Regions from separate parts of the Homo sapiens genome. Here region 1 is linked to region 2. Evidence: chromatin contacts called from ENCODE Hi-C or POLR2A ChIA-PET data. All regions are on one chromosome and are shown on one strand. Each heading gives the region's core, a stretch centred on a gene start or an enhancer-like site at or near the end of the contact. The rest is flanking DNA. Distances are from core to core; before and after follow the strand shown. Region 1 overlaps CUX1 (cut like homeobox 1). Region 2 overlaps CUX1 (cut like homeobox 1).

Region 1 (7,412 bases), core at 4,301-6,800, 130 kb before region 2:
CGGGTGTTTAGAGATGGAGTAGGGAAAAGGAGACAGTTACCACTTTGGAGGGGATGTTCACCATGGGATGTCTGAGATGTTGGAACCACATCAAAGACTTTGCCAAGGAAATGGTTCCTAGGACTTTTTATGTCTTTTCCTACTTCTCATGACAACAGAAGGAGCATCGACGTTGAAAGCTGTCAGTAAAAAATGGAAGGATAACCGGCCTTCTAACTTCGGGTGACGCATCTTCCGAGATGCCAGAAACGGGCCCGCTATTGTGGGTTTTAGGACTAAAAGCGTCCAGGGTCCTACCTGGTTTGCCCTTTCAAGGTCCGTCATGATCATTTCAATCTCGTCGGCCCTAGGAGGGTGAGAGGGAGAGAGCAGGTTAGTCACAAGGAGACCGGCTCAGGGGGTGACTGATGGGACAGCTTCCTAGCTCAGGGCTCGGGAAGGGCTGTGCAGACCCGTGAGTCAATGCTGTCCAGCAGGAGGAGGTGGGCTCACACTGGGGGAAGAGATGTGCTTGCTGATGCCATGCGCTCTTTTGATAATCATGTGTCTGGTGCGTATGGGGTGCCTGCCTTTGATGGGGTCCCAATCTCATTGGGGAGACATAACCATAAAAATATAAAATACAGCATGTCCTGCCAAGGGTTCAAAAAGAGCTCTGAGCAGAGTGCTCTGAAAAAAAGAGGGAGAAATAAATTCTCTTTGTGGGAGGGAATCAAGGAAGGCTGCAGAGGAGGTGACAGGTAAGTGGGGTTTTGAAGGATGAGTAGAAGTTTGCCAGGCTGGGGGTGAGAGGAGGAGCTGGGGAAAGGCTACTTTAGGAAAAGGCACTTGGCAGTGAAAGCCTCACCAGGAATGAGGAAACCAGGAGAAGGTGGCCAACTGGAGGTGAGGAGGGCAGGTGAGGATGGTGACACAGGTTGGGGGACTGTACAGGCTGCAGTGCAGACAGCCTGGGTTCATTGCTATGGCCCAGCCTGGTCGTAAAAGCAATTGTCCAGGTTCTGTCTTTCCCTTTTTCTGTTTTGAAAGTACTTCCTTGAGTAATCTGAAGGCAAATACGCGAACCCAACACAGAGCATCATGAGAGAGGAATGCGGAGAGTGCTTTTATGTTTGTATGTTTGTTTGTTTTGAGACAGAGCTCTGTCGCCCAGGCTGGAGTGCAATGATGAGATCTCGGCTCACTGCAACCTCCGCCTCCTGGGTTCAAGCAATTCTCCTGCCTCAGCCTCCCGAGTAGCTGAGACTACAGGCGTGCACCACCACGCCCGGCTAATTTTTGTATTTTTAGTACAGACAAGGTTTTGCCATGTTGGCCAGGCTGGTCTCAAACTCCTGACCTCAGGTAATCCACCCACCTTGGCCTCCCAAAGTGCTGGAATTACAGGCATAAGCCACCGCGCCCGGCCTGGAGAGTCCTTTTGAGAAGGGCACGGCCAACTCCAAAAGCCTATGGGAGGTTAGAGCAGCACACCCGGGCAGACCACCACCCCAATGTCTGCAAGCAGGTCCTGAGGATGGTCTCTGTTAGAAGGCCACAGGCTGGAACTGTCTGTGACCCAAGGAAGGTTTTTTTTTTTAGCATACCCAAGGGCCATGGAGCCAATGTTACAGCCACAGGGACCTGGTTGGGGTTGAGGGCTCTCATGCTGTGGCTCTGAGTCCACATGCACCTGCACTCTGCTGCCTTCAGGATGCAATCCCTCCCTCAGCCACACGCAAGGCCCTTCCATGCCAAGGCTCCTTCCTCCTCTTGGCCTTACCCGCCACTCTTTCTCAGGACCCTGTGCTCTAACAACTCCCATCTCGTGCGGGACCCCAAAGAGCCAGGCCTTCCTCGGCACTAGGCCTCCACCTGCGCCGCCTGCCTGAATGCCTTCTCGTCCCAGGGAACCTCATCTCCTACTTCCACCCCATCCACCCTTCCCAGACCCTCTCAGCAGCTCTGTCTCAGGAAGTGGCACTGTCCCTAGTCCTAGTTTCCAGGTTTGAGTTTTCACTGGGTGCCCACGCTGTGAGCTCTCTCTGAATGCTGGGCCATAGGTCCCTTTTGCCCTATATCCCTAGAATTTGTCCTGTATTCACAGGGCTGCACGTCACGTTGGATGCCAGAGTCCTGGATGTGGCCCATCCTGTCTGTGACGGGCAAGTCTACTCCTGGGGACAGCCCAGGGTGCTGGACAGGCCTGACAATGAGAGTTCTATCCTTCCGAAACCTGCTCCATGGTCCCAAGGAGGCACGTCCAAGTGAGAGTACCCACCCACCCTGCTATGGTTTGTCTCCACCAAAACTGCTACTGAAATTTGATCCCCAGTGTGGGGGCATTGGGAGGTGGGGTCTAGAGGGAGGTGTTTGGGTCATGGCAGTGGATGCCCTCATGAATGGCTTGGTGCCATTCTCCTGGCAGTGAATGAGTTCTTGCTCTGACCAGACTTTAGGGACTGGATGAGTTCCCTTGAGACTGGGTTATCATAATGCCAGGAACCTCCCTGGGTTGTCCCTCTTGGCACGCATCCACCTCCCCTTTGACCCTATCCGTACTGTTATGATGCAGCATGGAAGCCCTCGCCAGGAGCCAGGGCCATGTCCTTGAACTTCCCAGCCTGCAGATCTGTGAGCCAAATAAACCTATCTTCTTTATAAATCACCCTGGCCTCAGGTGTTCTGTTGCAGCAACAGAAAACAGGCTAAGGTACACCCTGGACGCTGAGAGTTGGAAAAACTGTCTCCGGGCCCCTGGGCTGGGGAATTTTTGTGGCCTGAGGCTTTTGCAGCCTTTAACTACACACAGCGATTTGAGGTAGTCTTATCAACTCCCAGCAGCCTGAATAGGGTAACAGATGCCTTGTGATCGGGTTCAATGTTCATTGTATCTGTTTGAAATAATATCCGGCTTTCAGACTGGTCTGAGAAAAAGTCTGAAAAAGCCTGTCAAATGGCCTAGTTAAATGAAGCTATTTTTAGGACGATTTCATGAAGAAGGCAGCGTCTCTGTAAGATAAATACCCAAACTGGGCCTCTGCAATACAGTGCTGGGTGCAGGGAGTGGGGAAGGGTCAGGGCTTCTTAAATGATGAAACATCCTTCTGTATCATCTCAAAGTGAAACCTCCAAGATCTGACAGAAAAATTGCTGTGCAAAGATAGTCTAATACTACAAATGGTAATTAAAAAAATTAAAAGTGTTAAGGGTCTTAAAACATATCAGAAAAGGATAATCACCAGTCAATGCAGAAAGCTGCTACCTTGACGCCCTGTTGAAGAATTCAGAGCGTAAACTCCTTCAGACACAAAATAAAAGCTTGCAAACTTTACTTAAGGCAAATTGCAAGGATTTTTTGTGTTGTTTTTTTTTTTCTTTTTGAGACAGGGTCTCACTCTCACCCAGGCTAGAGTGCAGTGGTGTGATCTTGGCTCACTGCAACCTCTGCCTCTTGGGCTCAAGCAGTCCTCCCGCTTCAGCCTCCAGAGTAGCTGGGACTAGTGGTGTACGCCAGCATACCTAATTTTTTTTTTTTTTTTTTTGGTAGAGACAAGGTTTCACCATGTTGCCCAGGCTGGTCTTAAACTCCTGGGCTCAAGCCATCCACCCGCTTTGGCCTCCCAAAGTGCTGCGACTATAGACATGAGCCACTGCGCCTGTCCCAAATCACAAGTTTTAAACACAATTTTGTACTTCAGTTAGTTACCTATCGTGTATTTCCAATGTCCACATACACAGGTCAAAACTGCCCTGGCTACCGTCATTCACTCATTCACTAGCTCCACTAGTGTTTCAGACCCCTAAAAGTTTCCTGGTGCTGGAATGGGCACATAGAGATGCAGGCTTAGGTCCTGCGTATCTCATCTATGTCATAGATTTAAAAGATGACAATGAAAATACATAGCTGCTGCGTACCCACAACAAGATGTGCAGAGGTTGACAATTGCCTAAATCCTCCTCTGAATGCATCAGCAGAGCTGGCTGCAGAACTTGGGAGGTGGATGGGGACTGGTCCGGCTGGTGAGTGAAGAGACACTGAATGTGGGTCTAGGTGAGCACTTTTCCTAATGGCTCCAGTGTGCCCCTATATAAGCCCTCTCTTTCTTTAATTCTGGCTATTTTCATTTGAATACTTCTATTCTGTTTGAGACTACTGTTATTTGGATATTGTTGGCATAGCTACTTCTGTCTTCCATGTCATTTAACTTTTCTTTTATATTTTGCTATTTCTTTATCCTTTTCTTGCTGCCTTCTGGATCAAGGTTAACTTGATCTAACTGGTCTTTAGCTATTTATTTATTTATTTATTTATTTATTTATTTGGAGACAAGCTGGAGTACAGTGGTGTGATCACGACTCAAGGCAGCCTCAGTCTCCTGGGCTCAAGCGATCCTCCCACTTCAGCCTCCCTAACAGCTAGGACTACAGGCGCATGTCACCATGCCTAGCTAATTTTTCTATTTGTTTTTTTTTTTTGGTACAGATGGGGGTTTGCCATGTTATCCGGGCTGGTCTTGAACTCCTGGGCTCAAGCGATCCTCCCACCTCAGCCTCCCAAAGTGCTGGGATTATAGGTGTGAACCACTGCACCTGAACTATTTTCTACTTCCTCTTTCTGGAATTCCTATTAGGTGGATGTTGGAGCTCCTGAATTGATCTCTAATTTTCTTTTCTTTCTAACATCTACATCTATATCTTTTTAGTTACTTTCTGGGAAATATCTTCATCTTTATTTTCCAGGCTTGTGTTGATTCTTTTATTTATTTACTTAAAAACATTTTGTTTATAGAGATGGGGTCTTGCTATGTTGCCAGGCTGGTCTCGAACTCCTGAGCTCAAGCAACCCTCTGGCCTTGGCCTCCCAAAGTGCTGAGATTCCAGGCATGAGCCATCAGACCCAGCTGGCAATGTATCCTTTCTTCTTTGCTCCTAAGTTATTCAATTTTTTTACGCTGTTACTTCCACTTGGTCCATTTGAAAATTACCTGTTGGTTTCGCTTCACACTGCCAATATCTTCCTCTGTTTCCCTGAGTGCCTTTGTGGTGCTTTGTCTTTGTGGCCCAGCTGTCCTGCCTCATATCACACCCACTGTTGGGGTCTGGGTGTGTCTTTCAGAAGCACTGCCCTCCTCTGGGGCCCAGCTGTTTTTGCTTGTGTGTTTGGGTCCTCCAGGGATACCAGCCGCTCTTTCTGGCAATGTACACGGTGGGAGGACAGAGAAGCCAGCCCTGCTGCGTGTCTCTCAAGCGAATTGAAGGAGAAAAACACACGGTAGGCATTCAATGCCTTTCTGCCGAACATAGGAAGGAAGGGAAGGGGATGGCCCCCATCTCTGAGATGCCTTGCCGATGACTCCTCCCTGCTGCTTGGCAACCAGGAAAACCCTCTGGCCAGGTAGCTTACTTAGCCTTGACTCTTCCGGGAGCAGCAGCAACAGGAGGACACCGTCTCCCTGGGTGCAGCTCCCTGATCTTGGGAGTGCGGAGCTGAAAAGCTGGAGGCGTGGCTGCCTGGGGGTGCTGGCCCGCCCCTGGCTGCTTTCATCCACTCCTCACTTGCGACCTGGTGTTGCCAGTGGCCAAAGGCCCAGGCATAGAGAAGAGCAAAGTTCCAGGGGCCCAGCTTTACACAGAGGCCGGCTTGGCAGGGCTGGGGTCCATGTGGGTCGAGTCCAGTTCCTGCCAGGTTTATGGGGCCTGGGTGGGGCTTGGGCACCTCCTGGAAAGTGCACACTCTCTGGATTTCTTCTCAGATAGCACATGGCTTTGGATTTTCATCAGGACACCGAATATCCGGAAAACCACGCCTCATCTCCAGAAGATTTCACATCATTTATAAAAAAATCAGTCCCACTGACGCGGGAAGGTGCAGACTTGGCAGTGTGAGGCAATCCTGGAAGTGAATTTCAAGTTTTCCATCTCCTGGTCAGTTGTGCTTTGGTTACTAAGCAACTGCTAAACGGACCAAAATACTGAATGTGATAACAAGGACTGCACTTACCTTTCATGACAAAAGCAACTCTCTTTCCCCAGGCTTTCGAATGACAATGACGACACCACACTCTGCAGTTGCAGGGCAGGCCTATTCCATACCAGGGATTGTGGTGACAGCCAGGCTCGGAGGGGCTGCTGTCTCCATTCACAGAAGGGACCAGAAACCACAGGAGGAGACAATGGGAGGAACCAGGGATGCAGTTGGCGAGGAAACGCTCTGATTATTATTTTAAAAGTCGGCCAGATGCAGTGGCTCATGCCTGTAATCCCAGCACTTGGGGAGGGCAAGGCAGGTGGATCACCTGAGGTCGCGAGTTCGAGACTAGCTTGGCCAACATGGTGAAACCCCGTTTCTACTAAAAGTACAAAAATTAGCCGGGTGTGGTGGTGCATGCCTGTAGTCCCAGCTACTTGAGGGGCTGAGGCAGGAGGAGCATGAGCCAAGATGGTGCTACTACACTCCAGCCTAGGTGACAAAGTGAGACCCTGTCTCAAAAAAACAAACAAACAAAAACAAACAAACAAAAATCTGTATGTTTGTTACTCATTTTTCTGAGAATTCTTTTTTATTTTTGATACAGGGTCTGGTTCTGTTGCCCAGGATGGAGTGCAGTGGTGCGATCATAGCTCACTGCAGCCTCCAACTCTTGTCCTGAGCTCAAGTGATCCTCCTGCCCCAGTCTCTTGAGTAGCTGGGACTTATAGGTGTGCACTAGCAAGCCCAGCTAATTTAAAAGAAAAATTTGTTTTTTAGAGACAGGGGTCTTACAATGCTTCCCAAGCTGGTCTTAAACTCCTGAACTCAAACAATCCTGCCTTGGCCTCCCGAGTAGCTGGGACTACAGGTATGCACTGCCACACCTAGCTAGTTTTTTCTTTTTTGTAGAGACAAAGTTGATCTTGCTATGTTGCCGAGGCTGGTCTTGAACTCATGGCCTGAAGCGATCCTCCTGCCTTAGTTTCCCAGAATGCTGAGATTACAGGCCTGAGCCACTGTGCCTGGCCCATTATTAATTTTTCTAAGGAGGTATTCTTTTTTAAAAGCCGAAAGAAAAATACAACTAGCTGAGTAAGTGCGATCGGGGGCTTTGGAAGATGTGAGTGTGGCCATCAGTGTTTGCAGACCAGGACCAAGGAGGCGGGTCTTGCTTTGGGGCACCTCCCAACCAGGTTTTTTTTTTTTTTTTTTTTTTTTTTTTTTTGAGACAGAGTCTCACTCTGTCGCCCAGGCTGGAGTGCAGTAGCACAATCTCAACTCACTGTAGCCTCTGCCTTCCCAGTTCAAGTGACTCTCCTGCCTTAGCCTCTCCCAAGTAGCTGGAATTACAGGCACACCCAATCACAGCTAATTTTTGTATTTTTATTTTTATTTTCTGAGATGGAGTTTCGCTCTTGTTGCCCAGGCTGGAGTGTAATGGCATGATCTCAGCTCACTG
Region 2 (7,334 bases), core at 3,981-6,480:
CAGGAGGCGGAGGTTGCAGCGAGCTGAGATTGTGCCATTGCACTCCAGCCTGGGCAACAAGAGTGAAAATCTGTCTCAAAAAAAAAAAAAAGCATACAGGTATTCACTGTACTAATCTTTCCATTTTTACACAGCTTTGAAATTTTTCAATAAGAAAGAAAAACAAGCAAACACCTAGAAAGCACACTGAACTCTTTGAGCGAGAGAACTAGGAAGCCAGTGGGTCTCCCAAAAGCCGCTGGACAGGTAACAGAACAGGTAAGATCAAATGTGGGTAGGTGTCAGGTAACAGCCTCACTCATCAACTACGGGCTTGGAGATGAAGTTCTGAGAAAAAGACTGTTCAAGTCCATCCAAGCCCTGGGATGCAGGTGTCCTGCTGGCCGGACCAAGCTACGTGCATGGGGGCTGAATGAGGCAGGAAGAAGATCATAAGAAGAGAGGGGTACTGTTCTGCCCTCGAAAATTTCCAGCCATCACCAACTGCTGTGTCTTCTTTCTACGCTGGTCCCTTTTGATGTCCTGAAATCGCCTCTCTGTCTTTGGCTACAATCGCCCTGGCCTCCTTCATTCACTCACTCCCTGCTCTCGCTCCCAGTTGATGAATTTCCCAAATGGAAGCCCGACAACTTGCTCTAGAGCTCTGGGACCAGGAACCCAGCCTTCCATATATAAGGCCCACATCACCTGTGTCCCAAGAGGAACCTACTGTATCTCACGGCCATATCTCTCCTGTATCTCACGGCCATATCTCTCCTGTCCCTTCCCCCATGTGTTCCCTGTGACTTAGCAGTTGCAAGAAAATAAAATCCCTGCCAGGCACAGTGGCTCACATCTGTAATCCCAGCACTTTGGGAGGTCAAAGCAGGTGGATCACCTGAGGTCAGGAGATCGAGACCAGCCTGGCCAACATGGTGAAACTGCATCTCTACTAAAAATAGAGAAATTAGCTGGGTGTGGTGGTGCACACCTGCAATCTCATTTGCTGGGGAGGCTGAGACAGGAGAATCACTTGAACCTGGGAGACGGAGGTTGCAGTGAGACTAGATTGCACCACTGGACTGTAGCCTGAGTGACAGGGCAAGACTCTGTCGCCAAAAAAAAAAAAAAAAAAAAATCCCTAAGACTGTACCAATATGGGCTCTTTCAGGGGCTTTGGAAATGTCTCGTTTCCTTTCCTTATCAGCCTGCTATGATTCCACTTTCTGTTTTTCCGTCGGGAGAAGCTAAAGAGGTGAGATTCAATAAATCCGCAAGAATAATATAATTTCTGGTTTTCTAAACATCACTGAATCTTCACACAAAGGGCTGGCAAAGAGTGTCACTCACGTGGAGCCCAGTCCCCTCTATGGCTGCTGTTCCCGCTAACAGGTAGCCAGGGCGGATGTCCCAGGTGACTTGCCACCCACGTGCCGTCTGCCAGATGGCTCCGTCCTTCTCTGGAAGGATCCGTTAGAAACCACTTCCTTCTACTGAGCCTAGGCTTGCTCCTCGTGGCTTCTGCTAGATGCTCTGTGTTTCAAGCCTGTGATCAAGTGGCCTCCCTGTGCCCCCGCCAGCCTCTCAGCAAAGCACCACACTTATGGCACACACTCATGGCAGTGGCAGCCCCAGACCAGCTCAGGGGGACAAGGCGACTTCCTAGAGGGGATGCATGGGCTCCTGAAGGCCGTAGCGCCAACAACCTGCCTGTTGCAACCACACACGGGGCACTTCTGCTGGCAATCCACCACAGCTCTGTGTATTCTGAGCATAGCTTCCTTTTCCAGGAGGGCTTTCACCAAGGACCCAATGGAAAATCACATCACAGAGCGCAAAATCTGCATGACGCTGGGTCGGAGCAGCCGGGAAGGCACCATCTGGGCAGCACCTTTTGCCCGGAGCATTTCTTTAATGTGAATAAAAAGACCAATTAGCCACGAAGGGTGGCTCAGGATAGAAAATGAATAGAAAAGCTTACCTCTCCTTGGAAACTCTTCAGCAGCGGCGCTACCTGCTTGCGCAAATCCTGGAGCAGGAGGCGGAGGTCAGGAAGCAGCCATTTGAGAAGGAGAAAGAAGGGAAACATTGGTTAAGGCCTCCTAAAAACAGCGTGGCAGTCAGTGCTAATTATCACTATCTAAAGCAAGCCTGGGACCTCACCCATTCCTGCACTCCTAAAACATCAATAACGCCAACTGGCGCTTCAGGATTTAAACTTATTTAAGAATACAACGAGGTGGTTCTTTGTTGTTCTTGTTGTTGAAGACAGAGTCTCATTCTGTTGACCAGGCTGGAGCACAGTGGCACAACCCTGGCTCACTGCAACCTCTGCCTCCTGGGCTAGAGTCATCCTCCCACCTCAGCCTACCAAGTAGCTGAGACTACAGGCGTACGCCACCATGCCTGGTTAATTTTTGTATTTTTTTGTAGAGACAGGGTTTCATCATGTCGTCCAGGCGAGGGTCAAACTCCTGGGCTTAAGAGATGTGCCCACCCTAGCATCCCAAAGTGCTGGGATTACAGGTGTGAGCCACCGCACCTGGCCTACAACGATGTTTTATTTCTACTAACTCCTGGTCACATATACCTCATTTTGAATGTGCTACAGACTAAAGCTTTTGCTGATGTCAGTCTAAGTGAGATAATCTGCTTAGAATAAAATAGACTAGAATGGGGGGTTTGCCTGGCTGTTTCTATCTGAAATGGACCTGGGCCACTGCACTGTATTTTAGCTGCCTCTTCTTTTTTTTTGAGATGGAGTCTCGCTCTGTCGCCTAATCTGGAGTGCAGTGGCAAGATCTCAGCTCACTGCAACCTCTGCCTTCTGGGTTTGAGTGATTCTCTCACCTCAGCCTCCCGAGTAAGTGGGACTACAGGCGCCCGGCTAATGTTTGTATTTGTAGTAGAGATGGGTTTTTGCCATGTTGGCCAAGGTGGTCTGGAACTCCTAATCTCAGGTGATCCGCCCACCTTCATCTCCCAAAGTGCTGGGATTACAGGCATGAGCCACCATGGCCGGCCCTAGCTGCCATTTTAATGCACTGTTAAGTCGGAGATACAGCCTGTTTTGAATCCACATCTGACAGAGTCACAATAAATTTTATCCCATGCCACCAGTGCCCATTTCGAAACACCAGGACATCCCATAGGTGCATGCTTATGATCTTGTTCAGAGCATTTTATTTAAAATGAAGTAACTGAGAAAGTGCTTCAAAAACTTTGAAAAGACTCGACTAAGATAATATCTTATTTACTGAAAGTTTAGGCATTGAAACTATGTTTTTTTTTTTTTTTTTTTTTTTTTTAAAGACGGAGTCTCACTGTTGCCTAGGCTGGAGTGCAGTGGCGAGATCTCGGCTTACTGCAACCTACACCTCCCAGGTTCAAGTGATTCTCCTGCCTCAACCTCCTGAGTAGCTGGGACTACAGGTGCCCACCACCATGCCTGGCTAATTTTTGTATTTTTAGTAGAGACGGGGTTTCACCATGTTGGCTAGGCTGTTCTCAAACTCCTGACCGTAGGTGATCCGCCCACCTCAGCCTCCCAAAGTGCTGGGATTACAGGCATGAGCCACCGGGCTAGGCCTACATTTTAGTTGATGAAGCCTTCTGAGAATCTGAGGAAAGCTACTGACCTTGCCATTAGAAATAAAACTCTGCAAATTATTTTATCAGAGGCTTCCTAAGTAAGACCTATCAAGATCCCAGATGAAAAAGTCTTCTTATTCAACACATACAGCCATATGTGCTTATTTATATTTAAATATAACTTAAAGTTAAATAAATTTGGAAAATTCAGTTTCTTAGTTACCCTAGCCACAGTTCAAGGATTCGGTAGCCACCCGTTGCTGGTGGCTACTGCTTCCAACAATGCAGACACAGAATTTTTCCATCATTGCAGAGGGACCTACAGGACAGGCCTGTACAGCAAGCTTTTGTTTTTTTGAGACAGGGTCTTGCTCTGTCATCCAGGTTAGAGTGTAGTGGTGTGATCATAGCTCACTGCAGCCTCAACTTCCTGGGTTCAAGCGATCCTCCCACCTCAGCCTCCCAAGTAGCTGGGACTACAGGCGCACACCATCATGCCTTGCTAATTTTCTTATTTTTTTGTAGAGATAAGGGTCTTGCTATGTTGCCCAGGCTGGTCTTGAATTCCTGGACTCAAGCGATCTGCCTGTCTTGATCTCCCACAGTGCTAGGATTACAGGTGTGAACCACTGCACCTGGCCACTGTACCACAAGTTTTTTGACAAATATCATCACAGCCCACGTTATTTTGTATTGTGATCCTGTAGAAACATTTGGTCAAGAAGCATTATAATTTCCCTTTTAACTATATACTGTTCCAAAGGATGCATTTCTAAACGTGATACCATTATTTCCTTGGAGAAGTCAATCCTGTTACTTCCTCAACTAGATGATTTTCTATTTTTTTACACCAGGCTCCAGGACAAAAAATAATCAGATTCTTTACCAATCTTTTTTTTTTCCCACCTAAGACGGGGTCTGGCTCTGTCACCCAGGCTGGAGTACAGTGGCATGATCTCGGCTCACTGTAACCTCCACCTCCCGGGTTCAAGGGATCCTCTCACCTCAACTTCCCATGTAGCTGGGACCACAGGCATGCGCCACCACACCCGGCTAGTTTTTGTATTTTTCGTAGAGACAGGATTTCACTATGTTGCCCAGGCTGGTCTTGAACTCCCAGGTTCAAGCGATATGCCTGCCTTGGTCTCCTGAAGTGCTGTGGATTACAGGCGTGAGCCACCATGCCTGGCCACCAATCTCTTTTTATATAAATAAGGCTATCTGTGGTCAGCACCAATAATAGTCCGCCAGAGATAACCACGTCCTCATAGCTGGCGCCTGTGAATGTGTTAGATTGCAATGGTAAAAGGGGCTTTTGCAGATGGGATTATGTCAGGGATCATGAGTCAGGAGATGACCCTGGATTATCCAGGTGGGCCCAGTGTAATCCCAGTGCTCCTAGTAAGAGACAGGCAGGAGGCTCAGAGTCAGAGGAGATCTGAGGACCGACGCAGAGGTCGGAATGCTATAGGAATGCCGGCAGCGCGAGAGGCTGGAAACTGCCAGGAAACTGATTCTCCCCCAGAGCTTCTAATAGGAACACAACTCTGGCTGACACCTTGATTCCAGCCTGGGGAATCCATCCCACTTTGGACTCCTGAACTCGAGCACTGTCACATGATAAATTTCTGTTGTTTTAAGCCACTCGGCGCATGGCAGGTTGCGACAGCAGCAACAGGAAGCTAACACATCACCGCATTTCACCCACTGTGCTTTTCAGAAAGGTAGAGGACAACATATAACACAAAGGGTAACAAGGGAAAAGAGTGTGGAAGGCGTAAAGAATGATGGGGGAAGATTACTATGATCCCAGCAGGGTCCAGGGAAAACGACCATGGGGCCTGGCACACAGTGGGGACTCAAAAGACATGGAAAGGGTGCATGAGGGAATGAATGGAAGAATAGCTATGGCTGGGCACGCTGGCTCACACCTGTAATCCCAGCACTTTGGGAGGCTGAGGCAAGTGGATCACCTGAGGTCAGGAGTTTGAGACCAGCCTGGCCAGCATGACGAAACCCCATCTCTACTCAAAATATAAAAATAAGCTGGGCGTGGTGGTGCATGCCTGTAGTCCAGGTTACTCAGGAGGCTGAGGTGGGAGGATCGCTTAAACCGCGGAGGCAGAGGCTGCAGTGAGCTGAGACTGCACCAATGCCCTCTAGCCTGGGTGACAGAGTGAGACTCTGTCTCAAAGAAAAAACAAAAAAAGGCTTAACAAGGGCTCAGATTCAGAGGGGAAGGAGACAAGTCAGATGAGGTCATGGAATGAGAAAGCTGGTGTGGCTGAGAGATTTCAGACTGTAGCAGAGAAATGGAAGAGGGCAGAGCTGGATGGAGGAGAGCAGGGGGCTGGGGCGCAGGGGCAAGGCCAGGCCCTGAATGGCAGTGTGCCTTAGCAGGCATGCTCCTGGGTTACCCCCAACCCTGCCAACCTGGCACAGGGCCAGCCTCACGCAAACACCAGCTCTGAGAAGTACAGGAGATGATACAATTATTTCTATATTCTGTTACAGCATTCCAGAAAGGCAGAAGGGCTATGCCTTTTATCATGTCCTTAAATAAAGCAAACTCCTCTCACCCTATCCATGTATTTTTTTCCCTTTTGAGCATATTCATGTCTCCTAACAGACCTACAAAAATAACCTTTTTGATATTAAAGCTACGTGTGTTTGTACACACACTCACGCACGCACACATATTTAAAGACAGTTGAAGAGGGAAAAACCACTACATACTCACACGTATCATACACAAACTGATATATATGTACTTCAAGCTGCCAGCCAAAAATCACTCATTCTAATTTCATCTTTGGCAGTTTGAGAAATTCCCGATCCAATTCTGCTGCCTGCAAATATTATTCAGTTTTGTACTAAACTAAGAAGAAAGATACAAAGATGTTCAATTCTGGCCAGGCACGGCGGCTCACGCCTATAGTCCCAGCACATTGGGAGGCTCCCCACCTCAACCCGGGTGGTTGAGGCTGCAAGTGAGCCAAGATCATGCCATTACACTCCAGCCTGGGTAACAGAGAGAGACTCTGTCTCAAAAAAGATGCTCAATTCTGACCCACAGAATTCTCCATCGTCGGTTAGCAAGGACATGATACGATTTACTGTCTTTCTAGAACACAGCACTCTTTGCTGTCTGGACAGCACCAGAAAATGCAGACTCTGCCACTTACTGGTCCTCATGCACACCCGCACAATCCTTCTTTGTGGTCATAAACTGGAAAAAGTGGGGTTCAGGCTGGCCAAAACCACAGTGGAACAAATGATAAGGAGGCAGTGAACACGTTTAAAAACTTTTTTGCGGGGAGGGGGATGGAGTCTCGCTCTGTCACCCAGGCTGGAGTGCAGTGACGTGACCTCGGCTCACTGCAACCTCCACCCCCCAGGTTCAAGCGATTCTCCTGCTTCAGCCTCCCAAGTAGCTGAGACTATAGGTGCGAGCCACCCCGCCCTGCTAATTTTTGTACTTTTAGTAGAGACAAGTTTTCACCATGTTGGCCAGGCTGGTCTCGAACTCCTGACCTCAAGTAATCTGCCCACCTCGGCCTCCCAAAGTGCTGGGATTACAGGCTTGAGCCACTGCACCCGGCCATGTTTTAAAACTTAATTACTTCAAGTTACACGTTACACACTTAATTCAGTTATATACTTAATTCAGGTTTGTCAGTGATGTTTTCACCTTGTTTCCATCCCATCCCATCTATTGGGCAAAAAGCAACAAACATCTTAATGCACAGAAAGTGATGTTCTTG

Evidence for each region. Hi-C counts contacts between places; a loop is a spot of excess contacts on that map. ChIA-PET counts read pairs that join two places held with the same protein, here RNA polymerase II (POLR2A). Pooled maps may share reads with other maps.
Region 1: POLR2A ChIA-PET joins it to region 2 with 10 read pairs in HepG2. The contact joins two enhancer-like sites. A Hi-C loop is called at or near these places in 1 of 50 pooled maps. POLR2A ChIA-PET finds 5 or more read pairs at or near these places in 3 of 52 experiments (HepG2, activated T-cell and activated naive CD4-positive, alpha-beta T cell).

Annotation. Positions count from the first base shown.
Region 1 is chr7:102,151,494-102,158,905 of GRCh38, reverse strand. It overlaps CUX1 (cut like homeobox 1), which reads right to left. Exons shown (of 24, transcript NM_181552.4): 9 at 298-346. Among named protein-coding and RNA genes, the nearest start is that of SH2B2, 130 kb to the left of the region's middle. RefSeq lists an enhancer at 5,372-6,077. Within about 2 kb of position 5,550, at least 8 of the 41 ENCODE cell types and tissues checked have a DNase peak (open chromatin) inside an H3K27ac peak, as active enhancers do.
Region 2 is chr7:102,022,772-102,030,105 of GRCh38, reverse strand. It overlaps CUX1 (cut like homeobox 1), which reads right to left. Exons shown (of 24, transcript NM_181552.4): 3 at 1,961-2,008. Among named protein-coding and RNA genes, the nearest start is that of CUX1, 210 kb to the right of the region's middle. Within about 2 kb of position 5,230, at least 3 of the 41 ENCODE cell types and tissues checked have a DNase peak (open chromatin) inside an H3K27ac peak, as active enhancers do.